4 separate regions of the Homo sapiens genome follow, and all the other regions are linked to region 2. A link is an interaction called in ENCODE POLR2A ChIA-PET data of the cell type or tissue named here. Cell type or tissue: PC-9. All regions are shown on one strand.

The links. ChIA-PET counts read pairs that join two places held together with the same protein. Peaks named below come from ENCODE experiments on the same cell type or tissue, not always from the same donor. Only the 100,000 strongest peaks of a DNase experiment are listed, where the experiment ranks them.
Region 1: POLR2A ChIA-PET joins it to region 2 with 8 read pairs; 1 of 35 experiments calls an interaction of 5 or more read pairs at or near these places.
Region 3: POLR2A ChIA-PET joins it to region 2 with 7 read pairs; 4 of 35 experiments call an interaction of 5 or more read pairs at or near these places.
Region 4: POLR2A ChIA-PET joins it to region 2 with 5 read pairs; 6 of 35 experiments call an interaction of 5 or more read pairs at or near these places.

What each region holds. Positions count from the first base shown.
Region 1 is chr14:102,280,912-102,284,911 of GRCh38, reverse strand. MOK (MOK protein kinase) reads left to right here. Exons shown (of 12, transcript NM_014226.3): 2 at 1,320-1,434. Among named protein-coding and RNA genes, the nearest start is that of MOK, 22 kb to the left of the region's middle. In PC-9, no CTCF peak of the experiment used is centred here; no DNase peak of the experiment used is centred here; H3K4me3 peaks cover 266 bases; H3K27ac peaks cover 2,454 bases.
Region 2 is chr14:102,123,350-102,127,349 of GRCh38, reverse strand. It overlaps a transcript of HSP90AA1 not described here. Among named protein-coding and RNA genes, the nearest start is that of WDR20, 15 kb to the left of the region's middle. In PC-9, no CTCF peak of the experiment used is centred here; DNase peaks (open chromatin) are centred at 1,119, 1,719 and 2,719; H3K4me3 peaks cover 1,241 bases; H3K27ac peaks cover 2,901 bases.
Region 3 is chr14:102,185,321-102,189,320 of GRCh38, reverse strand. The region is part of intron 1 of WDR20 (WD repeat domain 20); the gene reads right to left. Among named protein-coding and RNA genes, the nearest start is that of WDR20, 47 kb to the right of the region's middle. RefSeq lists an enhancer at 3,978-4,000. In PC-9, a CTCF peak has its summit at 2,644; DNase peaks (open chromatin) are centred at 1,370, 2,070 and 3,710; H3K4me3 peaks cover 1,799 bases; H3K27ac peaks cover 4,000 bases.
Region 4 is chr14:102,177,085-102,181,084 of GRCh38, reverse strand. All of the region lies in intron 1 of WDR20 (WD repeat domain 20), which reads right to left. Among named protein-coding and RNA genes, the nearest start is that of WDR20, 39 kb to the right of the region's middle. In PC-9, no CTCF peak of the experiment used is centred here; no DNase peak of the experiment used is centred here; H3K27ac peaks cover 1,271 bases.

The DNA.
Region 1 (4,000 bases), 160 kb before region 2:
CAGGGTTTTGGCATGTTGGCCAGGCTGGTCTGGAACTCCTGACCTCAGGTGGGTGATCTGCCTGCCTCGGCCTCCTAAAGTGCAGGGATTACAGGCGTGAGCCACCGCGCCTGGCCCCAAGCCTGCCTTATTTCTTTGTGGCCTCGCTCATATGCCTCTGGGTCTCAATTTGTAGGAGCTTCCTTGAAGCTTTCTGAAACAAATGCCCAGAGATTGTAACAGCCTTCCTGTGATCTCTGCCGCAAAGATGAGCCATTTGTTCAATGGAGAAGGCTCACAGACCGTTCTCTGCCAATGTTGTTGCAGTCTTACTCTCCTATTATTTGGGCTGTAGAAACTTTTACAACTGGTGAGACTTTTGCTCTCTAGATTTTACTTATTCCTTCCATTTCTGCTTGAAAAGTGGTATAGCCATTCTTGCCTGTACTTATCTTTGTCTTGAAATAGCTTGTTAAGGCAGTCAGTAGTAATTAGCGTACTCCATCATTCTGACTCTTCCCACCACTTTCCTTAGGCCAGCAGGCTCAGCGGACACTGGGTCCATGAAAGGCAGCAGTGAGTGCAGGCATTCCTTTAAGTGGGCGATATTTCATCATGATATGCCAGGCTCTCTAGCATTTTGCCACCTGACCAATAAGCCAAACTAACATATTTTAGACTTTTGTTCACAGCAGCACCCCACATCAAGGTGCTCATTTGTTGTCAGTCAGGGTTTGGTCAGGAAAATGGAAACTACCCTAGGTATCAAGCAGGAAGGCATTTAACATAGTGATCTAGAGGCTTCCAAAACCATTATCAGGGCTGGGGTGATGTGGTGGCAGCACACCCAGGGAAAGTTGCTGTTAGCTTTCAGAAAATTAGGAAGTGCAAGAATTGTAGGAAACTGTTGCGGATCAGCTGGGCCCTCTATAGGACCAGGGAAGGTCAATTTCAGGAGGGTCCTTAGAGGCTGCTGCTGCAATATGACATCAGCCCAGAGCCTAAGCTCATGCCCATGCCCACCCCTGCTGGAAGAATCCCACGTCTGCTGCTCCTCTATCTTCTGAATCTTGTAGGGTAGCTGAGCCTCTCCTCACTGGCCAGGATCCAGGTAAGGTGGTTCCTGCTATACAAGGGAGGGCACAGACTGGAAGGAAATGATGCTTTGTTCCAGCTTCCCCTAAAGTTGAGGGGACCACTAAATCTTACAAAGATAGGAGAAACAATTCTCAGTATATTGCTGTTTAAATTATCTTATAGATTAAAAGTTTGCTGTCTGGAAGTGAATACAAGTGTATGCATAAATAACATTTTATTTTTGTAATCATTTTTATTTATAGACTATAAAGCAATTGGCAAAATAGGAGAGGGAACGTTTTCTGAAGTTATGAAGATGCAAAGCCTGAGAGATGGAAACTACTATGCATGTAAACAAATGAAGCAGCGCTTTGAAAGGTAGGCTACAGAGATGCACTTGGGACCAAACACAGATCCAAGTTTCAGTCAATAACGGCAACTTAATATTAGGGGGGAGCTTTATTAATTTAATAATATGTAAGATACAATCAGATTTCTTTGGGCAGTGAGGGTTATATGCTAATGTTATGTTTATCATACTGGAGTTTACTCATATCCAGGCTTACTGTAATATCAGTGATGAATGACCACAAAAAAGTTTAAGTTTCAAAAGTGTGTCTCACCTTAAACAGTCTGTATGTTCCTAAAAGTTATAAATGTGTTGGATTTCTTTTTTTTTTAATTAAAAAAAACAGCAAAAAAATGATATATCAACCAATGGAACAGGATAGAGAGCTCGGAAGTGAACCCTTTATGATCCATTTGATTTTATGATCCATTGATTTTTTTTTTTTTTTTTTTGGAGACAGAGTCTCACTCTGTCTCCCAGGCTGGAGTGCAGTGGCACAATCTTGACTCATTGCAACCTCCGCCACCCCAGTTCAAGCGATTCTCGTGACTTAGCCTCCTAGTAGCTGCAACTGCAGGCATGTGCCACCAAGCCCGGCTAATTATTATTTTTTTTAAGTATAGATCAGGTTTCACCACGTTGGCCAGGCTGGTCTTGAACTCCTTGGCCTCAAGTGATCCGCCCGCCTTGGCCTTCCAAAGTGCTGGGATTACAGGTGTGAGCCACTGTGCCTAGCCCATTGATTTTGTTTGTTTTTGTGTTTTGTTTTGTTTGAGACAGGGTCTCACTCTGTCATCCAGGCTGGAGTGCAATGGCTCGATCTTGGCTCACTGCAGCCTCCACCTCCCAGGCTTAAGTGATCTTCCCACCTCAGTCTCCTGAGTAGCTGGGACCACAGGAGCACACCACACGCCTGGCTAATTTTTGTATTTTTTATAGAGACGGGGCTTCACCACGTTGCCCGTGCTGGTCTTGAACTCCTGACCTCAAGGTATCTGCCTGCCTTAGCCTCACAAAGGGCTGGGATTACAGGCATGAGCCACTGTGCCTGGCTGTGTGTTGGACTTCTATAAATGCAACCTTAGTCTAAATGTATTAGAGGTCCTTGCAATTTAACTAACTGTGAATAAATTAATATATTAATATTATATTAATATAACATAAGTGACAGGCATGAGCCACCATGCCCAACCTGAGCCATCACGCTCAGCCTGAGCCACTACACCCAGCCTTCATTTTTTAATTAATTAGTTAACTTTTAAAATGGAGATGGGATTTCACTGTGTTGCCCAAGCTGACCATGAACTCCCGGGCTCAAGTGATCCTTCTGCCTCAGCCTCCCAAAGTGCTGGAATTATAGGTGTGAGCCACCACACCTGGCCAAGAACAGTAATTTCATCCTCATGACATCTGGATAGGGTAGTTATCCTTGTTTCATATATGAGGATAGGTGCTTAGAGATGTGAGGTAATTTGACATTTTTTCTAGATTACTGGGTGGGCAGAGCCAGATGTGAACCCAGATTCTGCTAAGGCAAATCCTTGTTCTTCACTGCCCAATGCATACGGTAGTTTACCTACCACTAGGAAGACTGAAGCCACCAGGTGTTCTGCTCCTTCTCTTCTAGCACTTCTTCCTCTCTATGCATTCTGCATTCTCTGTGTTTCTTTATCTTTCCCCGACTCCATCTTTACTTGTAAACCACTGATGAGAGAGGATTTGATGCACAGTATACTGATTATCCCGTATCTAAAGAGCAGACAGCTGGGTGCTGTGGCTCACACCTGAAATTCCAGCTACTTGGGAGGCTGAGGCAGGAGGATTGCTAGAGCACAGGAGTTCAAGATCAGCCTGGGCAACATAGCAAGACCCCATCTCTACAAAAATTAAAAAAAAAACACAAAAAAACAGACTTCCTTAAACAGCCACCTTTGACCCAAAGTTGCCAGTACAGGATTTTGAACAGTAGGGTGTGATGCTTTTTTTTTTCTTTTTTTTTTTTTTTTTTGAGTCAGGGTCTCATTCTGTTGCCCAGGCTAGAGTGCAGTGGTGTGATCTCAGCTCACTACAACCTCTGCTTCCAGGGCTCAAGCGATTATCCAGCCTCAGCCTCATGAGTAACAGGGACTACAGGTGCAAGCCACCAAATGCCTAGATAATTTTTGTAATTTTTTTTTTTTTTTGAGACAGAGTCTCGCATTGTCACCTAGGCTGGAGAGCAGTGGCGTGATCTTGGCTCACTGCAACCTCTGCCTCCCAGGTTCAAGCAATTCTCCTGCCTCAGCCTCCCGAGTATCTGGGACTACAGGCGTGCGTCACAGCACTCGGCTAATTTTTGTATTTTTAGTAGAGATGGGGTTTCACCATGTTGGCCAGGCTGGTCTCAGACTCCTGACCTCAAGTGATCTGCCCACCTTGGCCTCCCAAAGTGCAGGGATTACAGGTGTGAGCCACCATGCCCAGCCTAATTTTTGTATTTTTGTAGAGACAGGGTCTCGCCATATTGCGGCTGGTCTCGAACTCCTGAGCTCAAAGCGATCCACTTGCCTTGGCCTCCCAAAGTGCTAGGATTACAGTCCTGGGTCCAGCCTCTAT
Region 2 (4,000 bases):
AGAACTCATGCTAGCTTTGTTTTTCATTGTTAAGCTCCTCCAGTAAGAAGTAAAACAACAGCTTATCCAAGCAGCTTAATGAGCATTGTGGGTTTTATCTTTGCAAAGATTAGAGCAAGGACGTTCAAGCTTAATAGCCTCAATAACAGTTCCTAACTTTTTTCTATCTGAGATCCTGAAACAGGAAAGATGAGATTTTTTAAAGAGCTAGTATGCTATATGTAAAGAAAAAATTAACTTGTTACTTATATATAATTATAAGTACTTATTGGGAGGAGGCTATGAAGAGGTGATTTAAAAAAAAAAAAAAAGTACTTCTCACTCTCTGAAGAGCCTCATCAGCATTATTGGCCTTTTGAGAAGCAGCCAGTAAAACAGTGATTTTTAGCCATAGATTGCTGTAAAGTAGTAGCTGGGGCCTGTGGCAGGAAGTAAGATTCATTTGTTAATTTAAAAATTCATTTTAGGAGTTACTGATTGGGAAAACAAAAACACAGTTTATGATATTAAAAGAATCTAGTCGGCCGGGCGCAGTGGCTCACGCCTGTAGTCCCAGGACTTTGGGAGGCCTAGGCGGGCAGATCACGAGGTCAGGAGATCGAGACCATTCTGGCTAACACCGTGAAACCCCATCTCTACTAAAAGTACAAAAACAAAGTTAGCCGGGCGTGGTGGCGGGCGCCTGTAGTCTCAGCTACTCTTGAGGCTGAGGCAAGAGAATGGCGTGAACCCGGGAGGCGGAGCTTGCAGTGAGTCGTGGTTGCGCCACTGCACTCCAGCCTGGGAACAGAGCGAGACTCCGTCTCAAAAAAGAAAAAAAAAAAGAATCTAGTCGAGGATGCAGTCAGTATCTACCCATTTAGACTCCGAGTTTCTTGAGAGGAGGAGCCATTCTTTTTCCGCTTTAAGAATCCCCTAAGATATTGCTAAGCACATAGTAAATAATCAACACATACTGAATTGGATTTCTAGTTTGTTCCTCTTCCATCTTCTTCATATTTTTGCGTTTTGTTTTTCTCTTTTCCTGGTGTTTCCATGTCCACGTGTCCCCTTACTGAGCTATGGTAACTTGTAGTTCCTCATACCTGTCACACCTGTGCTTTCATGCTTTTGCATAAGTGAGATTCCCTTTCCTCTCTGTTCATCAGAGGGAATAGAAGGCCGCTCATCCCAGAAGACTTCACTCCAAAAATCACTCCTGCCTGGTATGCTCTCTGCTTATTCATCCCTCACTTTTCAACTTAAAGGCTGCCTTCTCAGAGAGGCTTTCCCTGAGGCCCCAAATGTAAGTTATGTCACCTTATTTTCTCATGGAATTATTTCCCGTATAGCACTTAGCACAATTTCTAATAATATATACATCATACACACACATATTTATATGTTTTCTTAAATAAAAGCCACCTCCCTCAGTAGACCGTAAGCTTATAATAGGGATCCTGCCTATTTTTGTTTGGCATGTCGTGTGTAGATTGGGGCCTGACATTCAATAGGTACTCAATACACACTTGCCAAATGAGTGACTCACCTTTGAGAAAGATTCTCTTTTAGCACCTTATGTTAATACTTAACTTTATTATGACATTTATTACATTGCTGTCTCATCTCACTAGGTTGTTCGCTACACACGATTGCAGTTCACAGACTTAAAAATATGCTCATGCATGCTTTCTTTTCTTATACCTTCCCCCTGAGGTTAAACTCTGCCTTAGGTCACATTACTCATGCTTTCAGAAAGCTCTGCTTCTAGCTTTCTGAGCGGGGGAGATTCAGCCCCTTGTTTATTTTATGTATTTGGCTTTCAGGTAAATATCTACTTAGCATGCCCATTGTTCACTCACTTCCTTAGTCCCAGCTCATTCTGCTTCCCTCTTCCTAAAAAATAACAAAAACGAAACACTCCTGTCCTTGGAGAATAATTTTTGCATATGGTCACATTTCAGTTTAGTAGGATAGAATATTGAATTTGCTGGATAGGTTTTAACATTGCAAGAATTATCAACTGGGTTTTTATTGTGGCTCTAGATCTGTTTGTTGGGATAAGAAAAGATTATGAGGTTGGGCACAGTGGCTCATGCCTGTAATCCCAGCACTTTGGGAGGCTGAGGCAGTCGGATCACTTCAGCCCAGGAGTTGGAGACCAGCCTAGGCAACACAAGGAGCCCCCATCTCTACAAAAAATAAATAAAAATTAACTAGATATGGTGATACATGGCTATAGTCCCAGCTACTTGGGAGGCTGAGATGGGAGGATCGCTTGAACCCAGGAGTTTGAGGCTTCAGTGAGCTGTGATCACACCACTGAACTCCAGCCTAGGCAACAGAGTGAGACTTCATCTCAAAAAAATAAATAAAGATTATGAATGTGGGCACTGAATGATTTTTCTTTTTACCATGTCTTTCTCATCTATAGCAATGCTTTATAGATTGTTGGTGCTCAATAACTATTTAGTGGATTGAATATATACTCAAAAAAGAGCACTGGACTTAAGGTCAAAAGACATAACATAAATTCTATTCATGATCACATTATTTAATATTGTGACAGTATAGTACATAAAAGTTTTAAATGAAATTATTATTTATATATGATTAGATGTTGGAAATCTAAGAGGATCAACTGAAGAACTGTAAGAAACAATAAGAAGCCAAGCATGGTGGTATACACCTGTAATTCCAGCTAATCAGGAGGCTGAGGCAGGAGGATTGCTTGAGGCCAGGAGTTCAAGTTTACATTGTGAATCATGATAGTGCCACTGCACTCCAGCCTGGGGGATATAGCTAGACTCCCATCTCTAAAAAAGAAAAAAAGAAACAATAGACAATGTAATATAGCAGATTTAAAAAGTAGCATTCAGGCCAGGCACAGTGGCTCACACCTATAATCCCAGCACTTTGGGAAGCCAGGGTGGGCAGATCACCTGAGGTTAGGAGTTCAAGACCAACCTGGCCAACATGGTGAAACCCCCACCTCTACTAAAAACACAAAAATTAGCTGGGCATGGTGGCGAGCACCTGTAATCCCAGCTATGTGGGAGGCTGAGGCAGGAGAATCACTTGAACCCAGGAGGCAGAGGTTGCAGTGAGCCCAGATCGTGCCATTGTGCTCCAGCCTGGGAGACAAAGTGGAACTCCATCTCAAAAAAAAAAAAAAAAAAATTAGCATTCAAACATCAATAACTGTCTCTACTTTCTCTGTCAAATAGTAACTAATTTAAGTATAATGGAAGAAAATGTCACATTCACAATAACAAAATAAGATAAATAGGCTGGACGTGGTAGTTTCCGCCTGTAATCCCAGCATTTTGGGAGGCAGAGGCCAGGAGTTCATGAGGAGCCTGGGCAACAGAGGGAGGCGCCATCTCTTCAGAAAATTTAAAGATTAACCAGGTGTGGTGGCACACACCTGTAGTCCCAGCTGCTGGGGAGGCTGAGGTGGGATCATTGCCTGAGCCCAGGAGGTTGAGGCTGTAGTAAGCCATGTTTACACCCCTGCACTCCAGCCTAGGTTGGCAGAATGAGACCCTGTCTCAATTAAAAAAAACACGGTTGCTAGTATACATCTCACAGGGAAGTGGGGGGTGCCTTTAATTTCATTGACTGCAGTGTGAATGGTGCCCCCTGAGATGAACCACACAGTTTCTCTGAATATATTTAGAACATGTTCATAAACTATCTGGACATAGTGGCTTATGCCTGTAATCCTAGTACTGTAGGAGACCAAGGCGGGAGGATCCCTTGAGGCTAGGAGTTTGAGACCAGCCTGGACAACATAGTGAGATGCAATCTCTTAAAAAAAAAAGAAAAAAAAAACCACAAGGTTTTAGAAACTACTTGAAGAGCACTCTTAAATTCTGAAGAAACAAAATAATTAAAACACCTCATTCTTAGGTAACAAGACTCAACATTGTAGAAATGACAGGGTTTTTTGTTTTTGTTTTTGTTTTTTGTCTTTCTTTTTTTAGACCGAGTCTCGCTCTGTTGCCCAGACTGGAGTGCA
Region 3 (4,000 bases), 62 kb before region 2:
CTAAAGAAACAACTAGTTACCAAAGCCTCGATCAGTAAGTAAACATTTTTAAATGTAATACTTCTCTTTTCCTTGGACTTTTTCTTTTTCTTCATTACTATTATTATTATTGAGACAGGGTCTCGCTCTATTACCCAGGCTGGAGTGCAGTGGTGCGATCTGGGCTCACTGCGACCTCTGCCTCCCGGGTTCAAGTGATTCTCCTGCCTCAGCCCCCCGAGTAGCTGGGATTACAGGTACGTGCCACCACGCCCAGCTAATTTTTGTATTTTTTGTAGAGACGGGGTTTCAACCATGTTGACCAGGCTGGTCTCGAACTGACATCAAGTGATCTGCCTGCCTTGGCCTCCCAAAGTGGTGGGATTACAGGCATGAGCCATCATACCTGGCCTTCCTTAGACTTTTCATCCTTAAGATCTCTGGAATTTTTTTTTTTTTTTTTTTTTTTGAAACAGGGTCTCGCTCTGCTGCCCAGACTGGAGTACAGTGATGCAAATACAGCTCACTACAGCCTCAACTTCCTGGGCTCAACTGATTCTCCTGCCTCAGCCTCTCAAGTAGCTGGGACACAGATGCGTGCCACCATGCCCAACTAATTTTTTTTTTTTAATTTTCTGTAGAGACAGTGTCTTGCCATGTTGCCCAGGCTGGTATCAAACTCCTAGGCTCCAAGAACCCTCACATCTCAGCCTCCCAAAGTGCTGGGATTACAGATGTAAGTCACCATGCCTGGCTGGAATTTTTTTCTGGAACAATACTACTGAAATTCAGAGTCAGCTGGGTCAGTTTAGCATGGCACTAATGAGCCTATAGGTCCTTGAGGAATTTCTTTCCAGTACCACAAAGGGTCTGCAAAAGAAGCCCTCCAGTTCCAGTTCATGCCTTCACCATAGCCCTGCCTGCCCACTCTTCCCTCAGGAATGCTGCTGAGTGGACAGAAATGTGGAGGAAGGACTTGAACCCGAGAGGGGCTATTCCACCAAAGGCAAAAAGCTTGCAGCCTGGTTCCCACCAACTTAGTGGGCCTCAGTAGGGGGCTTTGGGAAGCCTGTGGCATCACAGGCAACAGCCATGTCACATCACATAGGCCTGGTAAAGTTTTACTTGATAAAACTCCTCAGTGCCCAGAAGCATCTGATGTGGTATGAAAAATATCTCAGAGCTCTTTTGAAAAATGTGTGTCAAATTATAATCTTAGACATAATTTTAAATGAATCAGGTGGAAATAGTGTAGGTAATAAAGGTAGTTTTATTTTCCCTAAATTTCACATCTTCCCTCCCCATCCCCACCTGAGAATCACCTAAGAGAGAACCGGTCTTGCAGAGTCTTGCCAGAAAAGTAAAAGATCCTTTTACTGGCATAGCTAACAGCTACCAAGTGCCTAATGCAGGCAGACCAGAAACTTACCTGGCCTACACCCAAAGCACTCTCTACCTCCTAAGTCCACTCCTCCCATCCTTAAGCCCCACCCCAACCAGCTTTATACTTGGCGCTCTGTTGGGTCCCCTGCCTGGCACCCCTGCCCAAAGGACAGCTTCAGGGCCCTCATCCAGCCTGGGTTTCCCCAGCTTAGCTCAGCCTCTCTAGCTCTGTGCCAGTCTCCTTCCACCCATTTCCAATCACATGCAATTCGCCCTACACTCTGCCAGACACATCTTCGGGAAGCCTTAGGTCACTCTCCCACTCCACCACTGCCACGGCTCTGCAGGGCCTACAGCTTAGCACTCACAGGCTGCCCAATGTGGCCTTATCACCCCCGCCCCTCCACATACATTACCCCAAAGACCCTTGGCTGCTGCCTGTGCTTCTGACACCTTGCCTTTCCTGCCATTCCTTCTTTCACCCAAAAAAAGTCCCCTATCCTCATATTCACAAAAGCAGAGATGTCATGTCCTCCTGAGCCCCCCCCCAGCCTATGTGTGACATTCTTCCAGACCCCTTCACCGATGCCTATCATTATGTGCCACACTTATTAGCTGCAATATGTTAACTATGTTCCATATATTGTGAAAGTCCAGCTCCTTTTAAAAACAAGAAAGAAGCCAGGAGGCTGCTGAGTCACTGACAGCCTGAATGAATTAATCAAAACTAGCTGGAGCAGTCTGAGTAACATCAAAGGTTGCCATAAGCCATTTTGAAAATCAGAAGAGAACGACTGTAGTGCTATTATCATTCCTCTTGACCACATCTCAGACAACCAAAACAGGGACCAAAAGTGGCCAAGAAATTACTTCCAAGGGCCACAAAGGATCACCTACTAGAAAAGAAGTGGAACGACTAGGGGCCTATCTTAAAACCTGAGATCCAAAATAAACCACACTGCAAAGACTGTTCCGCAGGTTTTCTTGGTGGAACTTTTTTTTTTTTCCTGAGACAGAGTCTCGTTCTGTCCCCCAGGCTGGAGTGCAGTGGCACGATCTCGGCTCACTGCAAGATCCACCTCCTGGGTTCACGCCATTCTCCTGCCTCAGCCTCCCGAGTAGCTGGGACTACAGGCGCCCCCCACCACCCCGGCTAATTTTTTTTATTTTTAATAGAGACGGGATTTCACCATGTTAGCCAGGGTGGTCTCCATCTCCTGACCTCGTGATCCGCCTGCCTCGGCCTCCCAAAGTGCTGGGATTACAGATGTGAGCCACTGCGCCCGGCCCTTGGTGGAACTTTTAACCTAGTCAGGCTTGGGGCTGCTAGTGCCTGTTAGGGATTGATTAGTCCACAGTCCAGGGCCTGGGGCTGGACCACATCTGCTTGTCACCCTGGTGAAACCGGAGGGGGGTGTTGTGGGGGGAGGCACTGAAGATGAAAAGAGACCTTGGCCAATCAGAGCTGATATTCACCTTTTGAACAAAGCTCAACTATGTAACCAAAATTTTCTTCAACATAATGGGAAATAACTGGGTGGGTCTAATGACAAAAATACCACACAGTGATTTTCAAACACCTTCAACTGCCCACACTTCATGTGTAGGCGAACAGTTTAACGCTCAAGTAACAATCAGCTGCACAGCACCACACAGATGCCAATTCCACAGTCCCACCGCTGCCCTTGAAGGGGCCACAAAACCAGGTTTACCTTATGGAAAGACCCACACAATCCATGTTTCTCACAGTATCTTCAATTCAGTAGTTACAGCCAACGTATCTGAACAGTTGGCATTAACAGTATGTAAAGAGCCTAACACTTGTTTAAAATATATGTATGTCAGAAACATAAGAAGTCAGTTAGGCTTGGGTCACTTATGCCCATAGGAAAAACAAACAGTAATCAATTGTACAGTTTCAGTGTTTCATTTCAAAAAGGACAAGAACTTATCTGTGTTATTTACCTCCCTGTCTCCAACATCTAATAGAGGGCCTGGCACACAGAAGGTTATCACTGAATATCTGTCACAGAAAGGAAACAATTCTGAAAATGGAGGAAAAGAACAGTGAAGTGATAGAAACCAAGAGACCTACAGCCAAATGTATATAAAAGCAAATATATAATGCTTTTTTTTTTTTTTTTGAGATGGAGTCTCGCTCTGTCGCCCAGCTGGACTGCAGTGGCGCAATCTCGATAATTCTTTTGCTGACCAAAATGCTAAGAATAAATGCCTTCTTGGGTGTCCATCCATGAAAGCAAACAGTCTCCATCAGTAAATATTAGTACATCACTTTACAGTTTACAAAGCACCTCCATGGATCAGTTTTTTGAAACCTCGCTACAAACCTGCGCAGTAAGTACAACTGCCACTCCCATTTTGTAAACAAGAAAATAGAATCAGCCGCCCAGAGGAACCCAGTGGTAGAGTCTGGCCATCGAAATTCCAGCCCGTGTGCCTTCTGCTGCACCGCCGTCTACTGCTGGGGTGATGCAACAGACATGTGAGGTGGCACCTAGTTCTACGATTCTATCACCATGTAACTCCATGTTCCTAGGCTTCTTGAAGTGGGACTCAAATATTCCAGCCTTTCTCAGTGTGGCCCAGATTCCAGATCTACCTCTTCTTTTCAATCATT
Region 4 (4,000 bases), 54 kb before region 2:
TACTGGAAGACATGAGTTGCTTGCCTCTTGATAATTCAAAGCTTTCAAGCTGAATGTGTCCTGATGAACTAATGACAAAGACCACATCCACAGCTCTTTCCAAAGCTTTTGGCCACCTTCAGGAAAATCATCCCTTTGCCATGCAGCCAAATACTCACCAAAAAAACTCTAGTCAGCAAGGATGTATGCAAAATTCTGTATGCAAATACAAGGATGGCGGAAACAGGCAGCAATTTTAAACTAGGGTACAAAGATATGGAAAGCTAAGAAATGCAGGCCAGCCCCTCACATGGTTACGACAAAGGGTAAAGCTCCAAATAGCAGCAGGTCTCATAGACAGCAGCTGTGACTACAAACCAAAAGAGAATCTCTAAAGTGACACAGCAAGATCTGATCTCTCCTCCGTGTAGAGTACTACAACTAGATTTGTCTTTAAATATGAAGAGACCCAAAATAACACAACGTCCCCACTTTTCTTGTTGCCCACAGCAAGCCTGAGTACTTGCCCTGCTCTCACAAAATTCTTACAGAATTCTTCACCCCAAGCAGTAATCCCAGCTACTCCGGAGGCTAAGTCAGGAGAATCCCTTGAACCCAGGAGTTGCAATAAATAGTATGCTATTTTAAAAGTGTAAAGTGATATGTTATATAGAGAAAGCTCTGGTTGAAAACGTGCAAGACACTCTAAAGAGTGGTTAAGAGCAGAGACTCTGGAGCCAAGATGCCTTCAGGTTCTGTCTTGTGAGCTTGAACAAGCTATTTGCTTTTATATACCACCACTTCCACAAAATGGGAAAATGGGGTTAATACAACAGTGACCCTGCTACAGGCAGCGTTCGAGGATTAAAGGAGTTAAAATATGTAAAGTGATCAGAATCATACCTGGAACAAAGTAAGTGCTATGTAAGTACTGGCTGTTATTATTATTATTGTTTTGTTTTTGAGACAGTCTTGCTATGTCGCCCAGGCTGGAGTGCAGTCTCAGCTGACTGAAACCTCCATCTCCTGGGTTCAAGTGATTCTCCTGCCTCAGCCTCCCAACTAGCTGGGATTACAAGCGCCTGCCACCACGCCTGGTTAATTTTTGTATTTTTAGTAGAGACAGGGTTTCACCATGTTGGTCAGGCTGGTCTTGAACTCCTGACCTCAAGTGATCCGCCTGCCTCGGCCTCATAAAGTGCTGGGATTACAGGCGTGAGCCACCGTCCCGACGTAACTGTTATCATTATTAATAGTATCAATTTACATTTTTTAAATGCACTCAAACCAAGAACTACAGTGAGTTAGCGTGGAAATAAGTATTTGATTCCTTACAAAGCATTTAAAAAATAAAAGTTAATATTTAGCCACCTGTTGGAAAATGTATGTACAAATATGAGGGGAGGGATTTGAAAATGAAGGGGGTGAGGAAGGGCAAAGTTAAACCAGTAAAATTACTCTTTCCAATCAGTTAAGATTTTACTGTACTTGATGTAGCATAATTTTTTTAAGTTATAAATACAGACAGGGTGTGGTGGCTCATGTTTGTAATCTTAGCACTTTGGGAGGCTGAGATGGGAGGACTGCTTGGGGCCAGGAGTTCAAGACCAGCCTGGGCAACATAGTGAGACCCCATTTCTTTTTTCTTTCTTTTTTTTTTTTTTAGAAAAAAAAAAATACTTTAAAAAAAAGTTAGAAGTTCAGAGGTCAGAACTGTGTAGTATACCAATTTACACCTCAATGAAAGTTTAATTTCTGAGACAAAAATAGAGTAGCACATATGATGGCTCTACCTGTGAAAATACAGAGGTTAGAATATGATCTCAAAGGCCGCTTTTATAATACCTCCTAATTCTGACACATTGTAAATAAATGAATATTATTAAATAGAAAATAGTCTTTTTTTAAAAAGCTGAAAGGTTGCTGCTTATTGGGTGGGTTAAGTATATGAGGAGAGAAATCTAGAAATACAGGTATTACAACCATTTATTATAAAACCACATGACAGCCACACAGGCACACGCATTCTCTGGGAGCAAGAGTTTACATGAAAAGCGGGGTGGGGTGCTAGAAAGAACATAGGCTTTGGAGTCTGACAGGCCTTGCTGAAATCTCCGGCTGCCACTTACCAGCTGTGTAGCCTTGGCAAGTTACTACATCCCTCAGAGATTCCCCTCTCTCATCTCTATATAATATAAAGTGGGACGCGCCACTCCCTCTTCTGCAAAGTATCTGTGAGATCATAAGGGACAATGCATGTGACAGCACCTAGTTCAGTGCCTAGCCCAGTGTAGCTATTCAGTAAATGGGAGCTGTGATGAGATAGAAACAAATCAGCAGTGATTAGTATAGTCTACAAATTAAATAGTCAGTGAGCTGAGTTTTCGTTCGCTGTGAGGTAAACCAATACTAGATCCTATAAGGCAGTGGTTCTCAAACTAGCCCATCAGAATTACCTGGCATGCTAGTTACACCACAGATTGCTGAGCCTGCTCTCACAGTTCCTGATGCAGTGTTCAAGTGCAGGGGCCCAGAATCTTCATTGCCACAAGTTCTGAGGGGACGCTGATACTGCTGGGCAGGGACCACGCCTAAGAGAACCACTGGTGTAAGGGAAGAGAGGGAGAAGAGGTGCACAAACATGGTCCATTCCTACAAGGAACTCACTGAGGATCTGGAATACACACACGCCAAACAATTTTTTTTTTTTTTTTGAGACAGAGTCGCACTCTGTAGCCCAGGCTGGAGTGCAATGGCACGATCTTGGCTCACTGCAACCTCTGCCTCTGGGGTTCAAGCAATTCTCCTGCCTCAGCCTCCCAAGTAGCTGGGACTACAGGCTCATGCCACCACACCTGGCTGATTTTTATATTTTTGGTAGAGACGGGGTTTCACCATGTTAGCCAGACTAGTCTCGAACTCCTGACCTCAAGCGATCCACCCACCTCAGCCTCCCAAAGTGCTGGGATTACAGGCATGAGCCACTGCACCTAGCCACATAACAATTCAACCCCATATATACAGATCTCAAACTCCACCACCCTACAAAAGATACAAACTCATGTTATAAAAAATGAGGATGCCAAGGCACAGGGATCCTTCAGGACTGGTGAAACCATGACCCCAAGAGTTAAAGACACCAATGACTAACAGAAATTCTCAAGTTTGCAGGATTGCAGATAAGAAAAGAAACAACTTACTGACATGCCCTCCACTTGTAAGACAGAAAACATAACAGGCTAAAATTGGTTGGAATCAATATAGGTGACTGGAGTTTGTGTAGAACAAGCTTAAATTTCTACCACATGGTTCATACTAACTTCCCCCAAATTTGCACATGGGACCCATGAGGAGGCATGAATAGATAACTGCGGAAGCCTGAAGACTTTCCAGACCACCCCTTTCCTTATATCAATCACCTGCTACTCCCAGAATCCACTCCCTAAAGCTTTTCTAATAAAGTTACTGCCTTAAAGCCAGCACAGAGAGACAGATTTGAGCTGAACTCCTGACTCCTTGTGAGTCGACTTGCAATAAAAAGAAAGCCAATATCACGACACTGGGTTTTTGAGAAAATACTCAAAAACCCAGTGGCTCGATTCTCATCTGGCTATATTTCTCATAGCTAGTAGACTCCCTTCACTGGGTTTTGAGAAAACTTTCTCAAAAACCCAGTGTCACAGTACAGGCTTCTGGCACATTGGACAGCAAGCCCCTTTTGCCTAGTAACACTGGGACAAATACCGATGTTTTTCACAGTTCCTGCAGTCTCACAGCTTCTGTAAACGTAAGAAGTAAAATACTTGGGCAATGGCATTGGCAAGTAGAAATATGTGGGAAGGCACTTGAGAAAAGAGTGAGACAAATAGATAAACAAGTGTGTGAAAACAATGGTCTCAGCTCAGCTAGTTCAATATCTGAATGGGAGAATCTCATCAGGAGAAATGATGATAGAGAGATTTTGAAGAGGCACTGACAGGGTAACTTACTAGGCTTAGCTTGGATTTGATGTCATCAGTAA